2 separate regions of the Mus musculus genome follow, and region 2 is linked to region 1. The links are chromatin loops, found by intact Hi-C in ENCODE. Cell type or tissue: left cerebral cortex. All regions are shown on one strand. Each heading gives the region's core, and the rest is flanking DNA. Links, peaks and the distances in the headings are about the cores only.

Evidence for each region. Hi-C counts contacts between places; a loop is a spot of excess contacts. Peaks named below come from ENCODE experiments on the same cell type or tissue, not always from the same donor. Only the 100,000 strongest peaks of a DNase experiment are listed, where the experiment ranks them.
Region 2: a loop joins it to region 1, with 14 times the contacts of the local background. A loop is called at or near these places in 2 of 42 quality-filtered maps.

Annotation. Positions count from the first base shown.
Region 1 is chr4:135,349,785-135,355,642 of GRCm38, forward strand. Srrm1 (serine/arginine repetitive matrix 1) reads right to left here and starts at 3,362. Exons shown (of 18, transcript NM_016799.4): 1 at 3,313-3,362. The coding sequence starts at 3,333. In left cerebral cortex, for the core only: no CTCF peak of the experiment used is centred there; DNase peaks (open chromatin) are centred at 2,805, 3,492, 3,896 and 4,459; H3K4me3 peaks cover 2,671 bases; H3K27ac peaks cover 1,983 bases.
Region 2 is chr4:135,852,399-135,858,256 of GRCm38, forward strand. It overlaps Srsf10 (serine and arginine-rich splicing factor 10), which reads left to right and starts at 3,673. Exons shown (of 6, transcript NM_001080387.2): 1 at 3,673-3,893. The coding sequence starts at 3,829. In left cerebral cortex, for the core only: a CTCF peak has its summit at 2,005 (motif pointing right); DNase peaks (open chromatin) are centred at 1,779, 1,959, 3,293, 3,637 and 1 more place; H3K4me3 peaks cover 2,566 bases; H3K27ac peaks cover 3,048 bases.

The sequences.
Region 1 (5,858 bases), core at 437-5,436:
AGCTCCATTCCCTTGAAAACATTTGTTTGGCCTGAGAATAGCAGAGGGACAAGAGCACTCAGCTAACATGCACAACACACGGGTGAGATCCCCAGGACTGTATCAGCAGCAAAAAGTTTTGGGTTGGGTATGGTGTCCAAAACCTCTAATGCCCGCACTCAGGAGGCAGAGGCAGGAGGGTCTCCATGAGTTGCAGGCCAGACCAGTCAACAGCTAGAGCTTCAGAGTGAGACCCTGTCTCAAAACTAAGTTTTGAGAAGGAAAACAAAAACAACCAACAATACAAAACAACAACAACCCTGTAAAAGTGTGCCAGTTCTGCTACCATATTTCTTGAGAACACACAACCTAATCTCTGAGAATGTTTTCTTTACGTCAAATTAATGGCAATGAAGCAAAAAATAGAGATGGATGTCTGAGGTGATAAGGTATGCCAACCACCGTCATCTGATCATTACACGGCATAAGCACTGGATATCAGTGGAAAGGTCAAACCTAGTCACCGGAAAGAGATCCAGAAAGGCTGTGACTGAGTGCAGAGCCTGGTGCATGGTGCATGGGCCCTAGTACTGCAAAACCAAAAAGGTTTTAAAGAAAAAGAAAAAAAGTTTTGGGCCAAGAGTGGTGGCATATACCTTTAGAGATAGGCCATCTCTAAAGAGTTCAAAGCCAGCCAGGAGTGGTGGCGCATGCCTTTAATCCCAGCACTTGGGAGGCAGAGGCAGGCTAATTTCTGAGTTTGAGGCCAGCCTGGTCTACCGAGTGAGTTCCAAGACAGCCAAGGGCTACATAGAGAAACCCTGTTTCAAATAAAATAAAATAAAATTCAAAGCCAGGCTGGTAAGAGGTCCTGAGTTCAAATCCCAGCAACCACATGGTGGCCCACAATCACCCGCAATGAGATCTGACGCCCTCTTCTGCTGTGTCTGAACACAGCAACAGTGTACTTATTAATAATAATAAATAAATCTTTGGGCCCGAGTGAGTGAGGTCCTAAAATTCAATTCCCAACAACCACACGAAGGCTCACAACCATCTGTACAGCTACAATGTACTCATATACATAAAATAAATATTAAAAAAAAAAGTTCAAAAGCTGTCCTGGTCTGCTTTTGATCTTATCAACCACCTCTTCAGAAAGAAAGAAAGAAAGAAAGAAAGAAAGAGAGAGAGAGAAAGAGAGAGAGAGAGAGAGAGAGAGAGAGAGAGAGAGAGAGAGAGAGAGAGAGAGAATGCTATCACCAATTCTTTTTTTTTTTTTTTTGGTTTTTCATGCACCACCACGCCCGGCTTACTATCACCAATTCTTAAATCGAATTCTACTCAGAATCAGGTTGTACTAGGTAACTGATCTAAAATTACCTCCCCACCCCCATTCTCCCCTTTTTAAATTTTTTTGAGACAGGGTTCTATGTAGCCTCACTCTGTAGACCAGGCTGGCCTCAAACTCAGAGATCTGCCTGCCTCTGCCTCCCCTCCCTCCCAGAGTGTTGCGATTTAAGGTGTGCGCCACTGCCTAGTAAGTTTTTCTAACTCAGAACATAAATCCCCCACTTTGTCAGTGTGTAGCATATGTCTGAAATTCTAGTACTGAGAAGTCAAGGCAGGACTCTCTAGGTCCAAGGCCAGTTTGGGTTAGAGAACCCAGTTTCAAAACACTTCAACTGCCCCTGCCCCCAAAAGACCCAACCCAGGGAAAACAAAACTACTTCATTTAAGTAAGTGTAAAAAGAATATTTTAAAAAGTGGGTTATTTTCCAGATCCTGTCCTTTTCAAAGGACATCTTCGCCTGAAAATTGACATATCGCTTTGTTTTAGTTCTTCAATCTCCTTTCCACTAGAAATAACTGACAAGCCTGGCCAGGGTGCAAGTCTTCATTCAACCCCAGCATTCGGGAGGCAGAGGCACACAGATCTCTGAGTTCAAGGCTAGCCTGGCCTACAGACTACAGAGTTCCAGGATGGCCAAGGCTACACACATAAACCACTTCCTGAAAAGGCAAAACAAAAACTGAAGGGGGTGGGGGGAGAAAAAGAGACAATTGACAAGTGAAAGAAACCTTCGACTGTTTTTAAGTGTTAACTTCGGTGCCATAAGAAATGAGTACTGACTACAAAGGTTAAGTGCCTAGTTTGTAGTGCAAGTATCTGAGGTGCTGGAGATAGACCCCAGTGTCTTGTTCATACTAGGCAAGCTCTCATGAACCACATACAAGAAGCACCTTTATTATCTCCCTCCTCCTTCCCCCGCCTTCCAATTTTTTCTTTAAAAATGCACACAAACTGTAAACTATATGCTTGATTCAGAGAATGCAAAACTCTAAGCAGTGGTATGACAGAGAGCTGGTATCTGGATTTTTACCAAGCTGTCTTACAAGGTTCTACTCTGCATTACAAGAATCAGCGATTCCTAAAGGGTTTGTTGCTACTTTTAATCCCACAAGTGTACGTTCCCATACATCTAGATCTCGACCTGTAGCTACTTTCCTTCCAAAGTGGACCTAATAAACTGCCTTACTGTGTGGGATCTATGTACCACCTCCAAGGTAACGTCCCCTGCCTGGACATGGGCCGCTGGGAAAGGGTGCTAGCGAAGAGCGGGAAGCGCGACGGAGTCACAACCGTAATCTGTCTCCACCCTCGCACACACCGTTCACTCCAAAAGCCTCCGATTCAAATGTTCCAACTACAAATTATCTAAGCTCCCCTCCCCGAAGAGCTATCAAATTGGGCGGGAGCGCTCACGAACTCTGACCCTGCGCCGCCGGGAAAGCTTAAGACCCAGAGGGTGGACGCTGTACGTCGGGGTTTGGGGGGGGGGCACCCATTTTCTCCAAAGCTGCCACTAAAAAAAAAAAATAATAAGGCCCCTTTCCTCAAACACCTCTCAGGACGGAGCCCCAAACCATACAACCGGTACCCCGCAGCCGCCCCGGGCTTCCCACCGGCCTCCCCCTAAAGACTTCCTCCTTGAGGCTCCGCTAGGCCCCGAGCCCGGGCGGCCGGCGCGGCGCCCGGCCTACAGGGCCTCGCCAGGCGGCCGGTGAGGTTCGGCTCCAGCCCATTCCCGCCGCCATTTTCCGGCCACCGCCACCGCCGCGTAGGGGGGGACGATCCCGGAGGAGGAGACTGCGCAGGGGCGCACCGGTCTCGGCCGCAACGCCGAGGCCGGGGGACGCTGCCCACGAACCCCCTCGGGGTCTCTAAGGCCTTCCTCCGCGGGCCGTCCTGTCCGGGATTTTGAGCGCCTCCCCCTCGGGTCTTACAAACAAGCCTCTCGCCTCTCCCCGGATCCCCGCGCTCGGACTTACGCGGAAGAATCCCGCGTCCATCTTGCCGCCTCGCTCGGAGATCGCTCCCTATCCCAGCGTGCACCGCGCCGCCGCGACGGAGGGCGGGACCGGCAGAAGGGAGCCCAGCGCCGGGAGGCTGCGCGCGCCGCTACACCCGCCCCGCTCCGGCGGGCCTGCGGCTGCGCCTGCTCAGTGCGCCACGAGAACGACGCGCATGCGCAAGCGCACCAGGGCGGCAGCCTTTCGCTAGGAGGGGAGGCGAGCTGGGCGACTGGAACCAATGGAAAGAGGAGGGAGAATCTTTGGGTCGCCCAACCCTACCGATCTTTTTTTTTTTTTTTTTTTTGTGGCGCATGATCAGCGGTGTTCGCGCGACTTGAGTTGATCCTTCCTTTGATCCGTAGTGGGAGGATGTGGGGAGTTGAAGGGAGATGGGGGGCGGGGGGGAAGCCTCAGTCCTGGGGTGCATGGGTAGTCATAAAAGAGAATGCTTGCTTAGGGGCGGCCCGATACGCCAGTTGTTGTCATTGTGAAAGTTGAGCTAGGAGTGGGTTTTGGGAGGTTGCCGGCGGGGTTGAGCCTGCAGCGTCAGCTCGTATGAAGCCCGCGTGTTCGCCGGATGTGCGTCGCATCTGGCTTGTTCTTGAGGTGTCCATTGGATACCTTTCTGTGCTTCTGCTGCGAAACCACGCCGAAGGGCAGGAAGTGGAAGAGGGCCAAAACCGGCCCTTTAATGTGCTCACCAAGCGCTTTCTCTCCAGAAAAGTTTCTCTGGGGCCACTTTGTAACATTCCATCTTTCACAGACACGCGCACCTCTAATGCTTTTTCATGGAAAAGTCGGGAAGTGGGCATGTCTGCCCTAGGAGTGCTAGTGTAGAAACCCGAATGTCTCCAGGCATTTTTTTTTTTTTTCTTTTCCTGGCTTTCCTACTTAAAGGGGGTTGACTTTCCCATTTGAACGCCCACAGACCAGATATGACTAGGTTCGTCTCGTCCATCAAAATCATCAAATGAATCGAAATAGCAGGGAAATCAGAGAGGCTGTCTTTGAGCCTTCTCTGTCTCTGTAGATGGCAGTAGCTTTCCTTTTGTTTAGGACAATCTTGCTGTTGAGAGTCCTCTTTCCTGCACACCCCACTCCCAAGCCCTCAGGAAACACACATGCCACTATGATGGAGGCCCAAGGTCCCTTATCTGAGTTGAACTCCTGCACTAGTTCTGTCACAGATAGCCCTGTTCCTGACCTTGCCACCCAGCATCCATTCTGAAGGAGGCCCGGATGCTGAACGATGCTGTTGAAAACCCTAGGTATCTCTGTGAGTTCAAGGCCAGTCTGGTCTACAGAGTGAGTTCCAGGACAGCCAAGGCTACATAAAGAAACCCCATTAAGTACAAAGAAAGGACGTTAAAGAAAGAAAGAAAACCATGGGCACTTGTCTGCTGAAAAGTCTCCAGTGGTTCCTCACATTTTTTTTCCCCTCCAAAAGTCAAAATTGCCCTTTCCTTGATCCCTTGTGCCTCAACCTCACTCCCTGAATTTCCTGCTGCCCAAGGTTTGTACCGGTCTCTGAGCTTCATGAAACCTCTGACTGAGATAGGCAACAGCAAGGTTACTTGGTAATCCTCAAATTCTACTCAAGTGTCCCCCAGGAAAAAGGCTCACGCACCCTCCACCCCCAGCTTTTATCACCTGAATTTAGGGGGTTTTGTTGTTGTTATGTTTTGTTTTGTTTTTTCACTTATCCTCAACCTTTGTTTCTCACAATGAATTGTGCCCTCTGGTCAAATCTTGACTTCTGCTTCTCTTAATATTTAATAGTGGGTGTGGTGGGTCAAGCCTGAAATCCCAGCACCTGGGAGGCAGAGGATGTCTGAGGATTCTGAGTATAAAGAAAAACCCTGGGCTGGAGACATGGCTCAGTGGTTAAGAGCACTGACTGTTCTTCCAGAGGTCCTGAGTTCAAATCCCAGCAACCACATGGTGGCTCACAACCATCTATAATGGGATCCAATGTTCTCTTCTGGTGTGTCTGAAGACAGTGACAGTGTACTCATATAAATACAATAAATAAATCTTTTTTTTTTTTTTTCCGAGACAGGGTTTCTCTGTGTAGCCCTGGCTGTCCTGGAACTCACTCTGTAGACCAGGATGGCCTTGAACTCAGAAATCCACCTGCCTCTGCCTCCCAAGTGCTGGGATTAAAGGCAGGCACCACCACTGCCTGGCAAATAAATAAAATAAAACAAAACAAAACAAAACAAAACAAAACAGAAACCCCATGATGGTTCAGGCCTTTAACCCTGGCACTAAGGAAATAGGAAATCTATGAGTTCCAGAACAGCCGGAGCTACTCAGTAATACCTTGTTCCAAATGTGTAGCCCTGGCTGTCCTAGAATTCTCTCTGTAGACCAAGCTGGCCTTGAACTCACAGATTACAAGCTAAAAAACTGCCAACCCCCGTTAATGTCTCCTGCATGCTGGAATAAAAGGTGTGTACCACCACTATCTGGCTTAGATGTGTTTTTTAAAATATTATTTATTTTTATGTATATGGGTCTGT
Region 2 (5,858 bases), core at 293-5,292, 500 kb after region 1:
GGAGAGTATGGATTGCCCAAAGTTGCCCTCTGACCTCCATATACTCACACTGGCACACTCCCTTCAACCTACTCTGCACACCACTTGATACTTACAAAATCAAAGGTTTGTGTTTTAAAAGTCTCGAAGGGAGGGCTGGGCAGTGGTGGCACACGCCTTTGATCCCAGCACTCCAGAGGCAGAGGCAGGCGGATCTCTGAGCTTGAAGCCAGCTTGGTCTACAGAGTGAGTTCCAGGACAGCCAGGGATACGCAGAGAGAAACCCTGTCTCAGGGGGGAAAAAAAAAGTCTCATGGGGAAGCACACAATAGCAACAACCTGACCATCAATAAATGGACCAATAGCCGGGCGTGGTGGCGCATGCCTTTAGTCCCAGCACTTGGGAGGCAGGGGCAGGTGGGTTTCTGAGTTCGAGGCCAGCCTGGTCTACAAAGTGAGTTCCAGGACAGCCAGGGCTACACAGAGAAACCCTGTCTCGAAAAAACCAAAAACCAAAAACAAACAAACAAAAAAACAAAATAAAAATAAAATAAATGGACCAATAATTGGACAGACAGGTTTTTTTCCCCCTTCCCTTTCTCCCTCTGCTCTGGCCCGATCTCTCGGACCCCCCCCCCCAACCTGGCTCACTCAGGCCAGGGACAGACAGTTCTTAAGGAACATAAATAGCCAATAAGTATTTCAAATAGGGTTCAGCATCCTTGGCCATCAAGAAGATGCAAATTAAAGCTACTGAGAGATTTCTTCACACTTTAGTCAGGATGTATATTACCACATCACTGAGAAAATAAAGGGAGGACCAGGAATGGTGGCTCAGGCATTTCAGCACCTGGAAGACAGAGGCAGATCTCTGTGAGTTCTAAGCAAGCCTGGTCTACATAGAAAGTTCCAGATCACCCAGGGCTATGGAGTTAAAAGAAAGTAAGAGGTCTGGGAGTGGTGTTCACGTTTAATCCCAGCACTCAGGAGGCAGAGGCAATCTGTGAGTATGAGACCAGTCTAGTTCCAAACCAAGGAAGGCTACATAGTGAGTGTTTGAGTGTTTTTGCTTGCATGTCTATGTAAATAAATGTTAAAACTAGTGTAATGGGTCCTAGGTGTGTGGAAGTAGGTTTAACCTGGGTTGTATTTTTGTTGTTATTAAAGACAGTGTCTTTCTGTGTAGCCCTGGCTGTTCTAGAACTCACTGTATAGAACAGGCTGTCCTCCAACTCACAGAAATCCTCCTGACTCTACCTCCCAAGCACCTGGGATCAAAGGCATGCCCCACAATGCCATGCTTATCTTGTGTTTTCTATCCACAGACATATATATGTTATTGCTTGCCGAGAGACCATCTCTCTACTATATCAATAGCAGTTAACTATCCATGTAATTTTTTTAAAAACATGATGTCTTTGTTGGAGAATTTATTGATAAATTCAATGAGCAAAACATTGCCTGACTAGAAGAAGCAAACCAGGCACCCATTAAACAGATCCCGGATGCTAGAGAATTAGAGAAGTTACTGGTTCAAACACACCACTACCTTTGCTCCTTTGGACAGAGAAACTACAGTGTCGTGGCCTTGGAGGTCACTTATGGATGGTACGTAGACCATAGAAGGGGGTAAAGCAAAAATTGCCTGGAATATTCCTATTTCTCTGCAGGATGTAATGGGTGGAGAAGTAGGCGGAACAGATCATCTTCACACAGCAGGAGAGAGAGATGATTGACAGGCACACTGTACACCCAAGCTGCTCACAGAGAAGGCTCCAGTGCAACATGTTATGTAAATACACCTATCTCAATGGTGACAGCCAGAAGCAGTTGGCTGATGGGAGCTCATCTACGTGGTTGAATCTTCCTGGGTTGCTACTGAAATTACAGTGCCTTTCTTAAGAAATGTTCATTTATTGGGTTACATCGATCTGCCAGCCAGTCGGGTATTTCTAATCCTCCCTGCGCTTTTAAACAGAAAGAGAGAAATGTGAGCATGTGTGTGTGGGTATGGGTGTGCCGGTGCCCGCAGAAGTCAGAAGAGGGTGCTGGATCCCCTAGAGATGGAGTTGCAGGCGGCTGTGAGCCACCTACATTGGAACTGAACTCAGGTCCGTGCTCTGGAAGAGCAGCGCGTGCTCTTAACCGCTGAGCCACCTCTCTAGTCGCTTTCGAACAAAAAGATTTGCAGCAACTTATTCCCCCACCCAGATGACCAAATTATAATTTAAATCAATTATACCATCTTGCAATAAAGCAAAGATTCAAACAAAATACTGAAGACGCATTCCCAGCGGGCAGTACTTTCCTGAAGGCCTTCGGTACAGCCTCCTTCACACCACTCCTTTGGCAGAGCTGCTGTTTGGTAAATTGCACAACGTGCCCAAAAGCCTGGTGGTCAAGGGGTGTTGGACTTCTTGCTTTTCTTCTTGGTCATACTCTCATTCTCTCCGCAGTCCTCATGTTTACCAGAGACTGTGTGATGTATGTGAGGGAAGTGATGTGTGCATCTTCTCACTCATAAGTTTGAACTCCGTAGATATTAACGCATATAAGCCATATTTAAAAACAGGGCGCTGGGCAGTGGTGGCGCACGCCTTTGATCCCAGCACTTGGGAGGCACAGGCAGGTGGATTTCTGAGTTCGAGGCCAGCCTGGTCTACAAAGTGAGTTCCAGGACAGCCAGGGCTGTACAGAGAAACCCTGTCTCGAAAAGCAAGCAAACAAACAAACAAACAAAAAACCACACACACAAAAACAATAATAAAAATCTAAGTGTATTGCCCACTTGTGTATGGGTGCCCTAGGAGGCCAAAGAGGGAACTAGTAACAAAGCACTGAGCCCGCTCCCTCAACGTGGGGAATAGAGGGGAGGAGGCGCTAGAGAGAGGGAGGGGAGGGAGAAGAGAGGAGAAAAAAGGAGAGGGAGAAAAGCAAACCAGCTAGCCAAGGTTTTTTTGTAGCTGGGGAGTCCCATGATGAGGACTGAAAGTTGGAGGGGGACTGGAGCAAGAGGGGGACGATGGGCCGGGGTGAGTGGGCAGTGTCTGTCTTAGGGTGCAGGCAGGTCTGTGGGAAGAAACTTGGCTAGCAAATCCAAGGACCTAGATTGGATCCCCAGAAAACAACAAAGAGACAAACACCACCTCTTCAAGGCTGGAAAAGGGGTTCAGGCACCTTGCATGTGAGCAACAGAGACAAGGACAGCAGGGCCCGGGTCTCACGGGGAGGGAATTGCGTGCCTAGGTGACGCGGATGTGCAGCAAAGGCAGAGAGTTGCACGCACGGCACGCCGAAAGCTCTGCCCCTCCCCCAAACCCCACAAAGAATCTCTAAGTTCCTCTCTCTGGCCAGAGATCTGATAAGAAGCCCAGGCGCAACTCCGAACAGCGGATTCCGGAGCAGCCTCTAGCTGGCTCCGAGGCTCCCGAGCCCGGTCATGGTAGTTTAACCCGAGCGCTCGCCGAGAGGAGGAGGGATGGCGGGCTCGGCCGGGCGGGAAAGGGCGGGAAAGCGCAGCGCTAAAGAAAGAAAGAGGGGGAGGGGAGGAGCCCGCGCCTGGAGCCAATGAACGGCAGCGAGGCCGCGGTGCGCGCGTCAGGCCGGCGGCGCGCGCACGCCCAGAGATCTCGCGGGAAAAAGCCGTTGTCCCCCTCCGCCGGTGCTGCGGGGCGGGAGGTGGGAGGGGGCCTGGAGGCGGGAGCCAAGTCTCGCGAGAAGAGGCAGTTGCCGTAGCGGAGCCCTCTGGGTCTGTGCGAGTGTGGTGTGAGTGGATGTGAGCCGCCGCCGGAGCTGCGGACGGTTTGCCCGAGCCCGTTAGCGCCGCCGGCCCAGAGTCCCGCCGCCACCATGTCCCGATACCTGCGCCCCCCTAACACGTCTCTGTTCGTCAGGAACGTGGCGGACGACACCAGGTGAGCGCACCGGAGCAGCTACTGCGCGGGGGAGGGAGGCCGCGGGCGCCCGGCGAGCGGCGGCCGTGGCGCGGGGGAGGGGCGGGGCGAAGATGGCGGGGCCCGCGCCGGCTCTAGGCCGCGCCGCCGGCCTGCAGGAGCAAGGGCGGACACCGGGCCGAGCGCTGGCGAGCGAGCAGGCGTGAGGGCCGCGTGGCGGGCATTCGGGGGCCCCGTCCTCCCCCGCGTGCTCGGCGGCTGGGCCGAGCCGGCGGGCCGGACGTGTGTGTCCCTCATGGATCCGACGTCCACGTTCCATGAGGTGCACGCCCCCCTCGGCCTGAAAGGGATTTTTGTTGTTGAAAACGGGAAAAGGGTTGCCAGGCGGGGCGGCCCAGGCCAGCACTCGGGGAAGCCGAGGCGGGAGGATCGGCGCGAGTCGGAGGTCAGCTCGGGCTACGAAGTCAGAAGATGGAAAAGATGCGAGTGGGATAACGGGATAGCGGAGGGGAGGGTTTGCAGCTCCATCTCCCCCATCTGTGTGGATGGTGATGAGTGGATTCGAGATTGCTGTGGGGGAGAGGAGTCGTGGAGATTGGGGCGAGTGTAACAATTTTTCGGTTAAATGGAGTGATCCACGTGTTTTCGCGGAAATCTCTTTGAAAACGAGGTGCTGGAGAGACCGCTCCCGTTAGGGACCTTCGTGATTAACTTGGGTGAACGGAGGCGGTACTTTTAATAAAAGTCCGCCTTGTCTCCGGGCGTAGCCCCAGCACTCAGAAGACGGGTCTGGGAGTTCGAGTCTCGCCTGGTAAAGGGCTTTGTTTTCACAGCTTGTCCTTTGCTTTGAATTGCCTTCGGAATTTTTCAGAAGAGATTTTTATCACAGGATTACTCTTCGTGTTCGTACAAAATAAACTCCGAAGAAAAACTGAGGTTTTGGGTTTTTCTTGTTTTGTGGAGTTTTGTATCCTCTTTGTCATTACGCATAAAACAAAAGTGGTTAATTAACGACTTAAAAATTTTTCCATTTTGTCGTTTTAATACTTAAGTATGAAGTATGTAGATACTGTGATGGTTTTATTTCAGATTTTTAATGGCTGACCCTGTTGAACAATTTTAGCGTAAGCGGGGATGTGATGGGAATGCTTAATGCTGGAAATTGGGTTCCAAACCAACTTGACTAGAATGAGACCTGCCTTAAAACAAATATACAATACTTTTCAGAATGCTAGAATATTTGATGATTGTTTTTGCCATTTATTCGTTTTTTTTTAAAGACAGTTTCTTTGTAGCCTTGGCTGACCTGGAACTTGCTCTGTAGACAGGTTAGCAAAAATCCTCCTGCCTTTGCCTCCCAGAGTGCTGAGAATAAAGGTGTTCACCACCAGCAGCAGTCTTTCAGTTTTTAAAAAAGTTGAAGACATGCCCTTTATGAACAGTGAAGACCCGGGTTTGTTTGTTTTGGTTTTTCGAGACAGTTTCTCTGTAGCCCTGGCTGTCAAGGACTCACTTTGTAGACCAGGCTGGCCTCGAACTCAGAAATCCCCGTGCCTCTGCCTCTGAAGTGCTGGGATCAAAGGCGTGCGCTTTTTTTTTTTTTTTTTTTTTTTTTTTGGCAGGGTCTCACTGACCCTGATTTATCTGGAACTCCCAGATCCCTCTACCTCTGATTTCACAGTGGTGGATTTAAAGTTGAGCTGCCTTTGTATGGTGTAATCCCCATCCCGAGATGCATTGTTTATCTTTGGATTTTCAGAACAGAGTTTCTCCATGTAACTAACCCTAGGTGTCCTGGAACTTCCTCTGTAGACCAGGCTAGCTTTAGACTCTGCCTCTTGAGTCCTGGAATTTTTAAGGTGTGTGCCACCTTGTAGCTCAGAAAGCTTGTTGGCAAAGGCAGGGGTATAAGGATCCATGGGTTATATGCTATTATCAACCACAATCCTTATATTCCTTAAGGTGATGTTGAAAAATGTGAACATG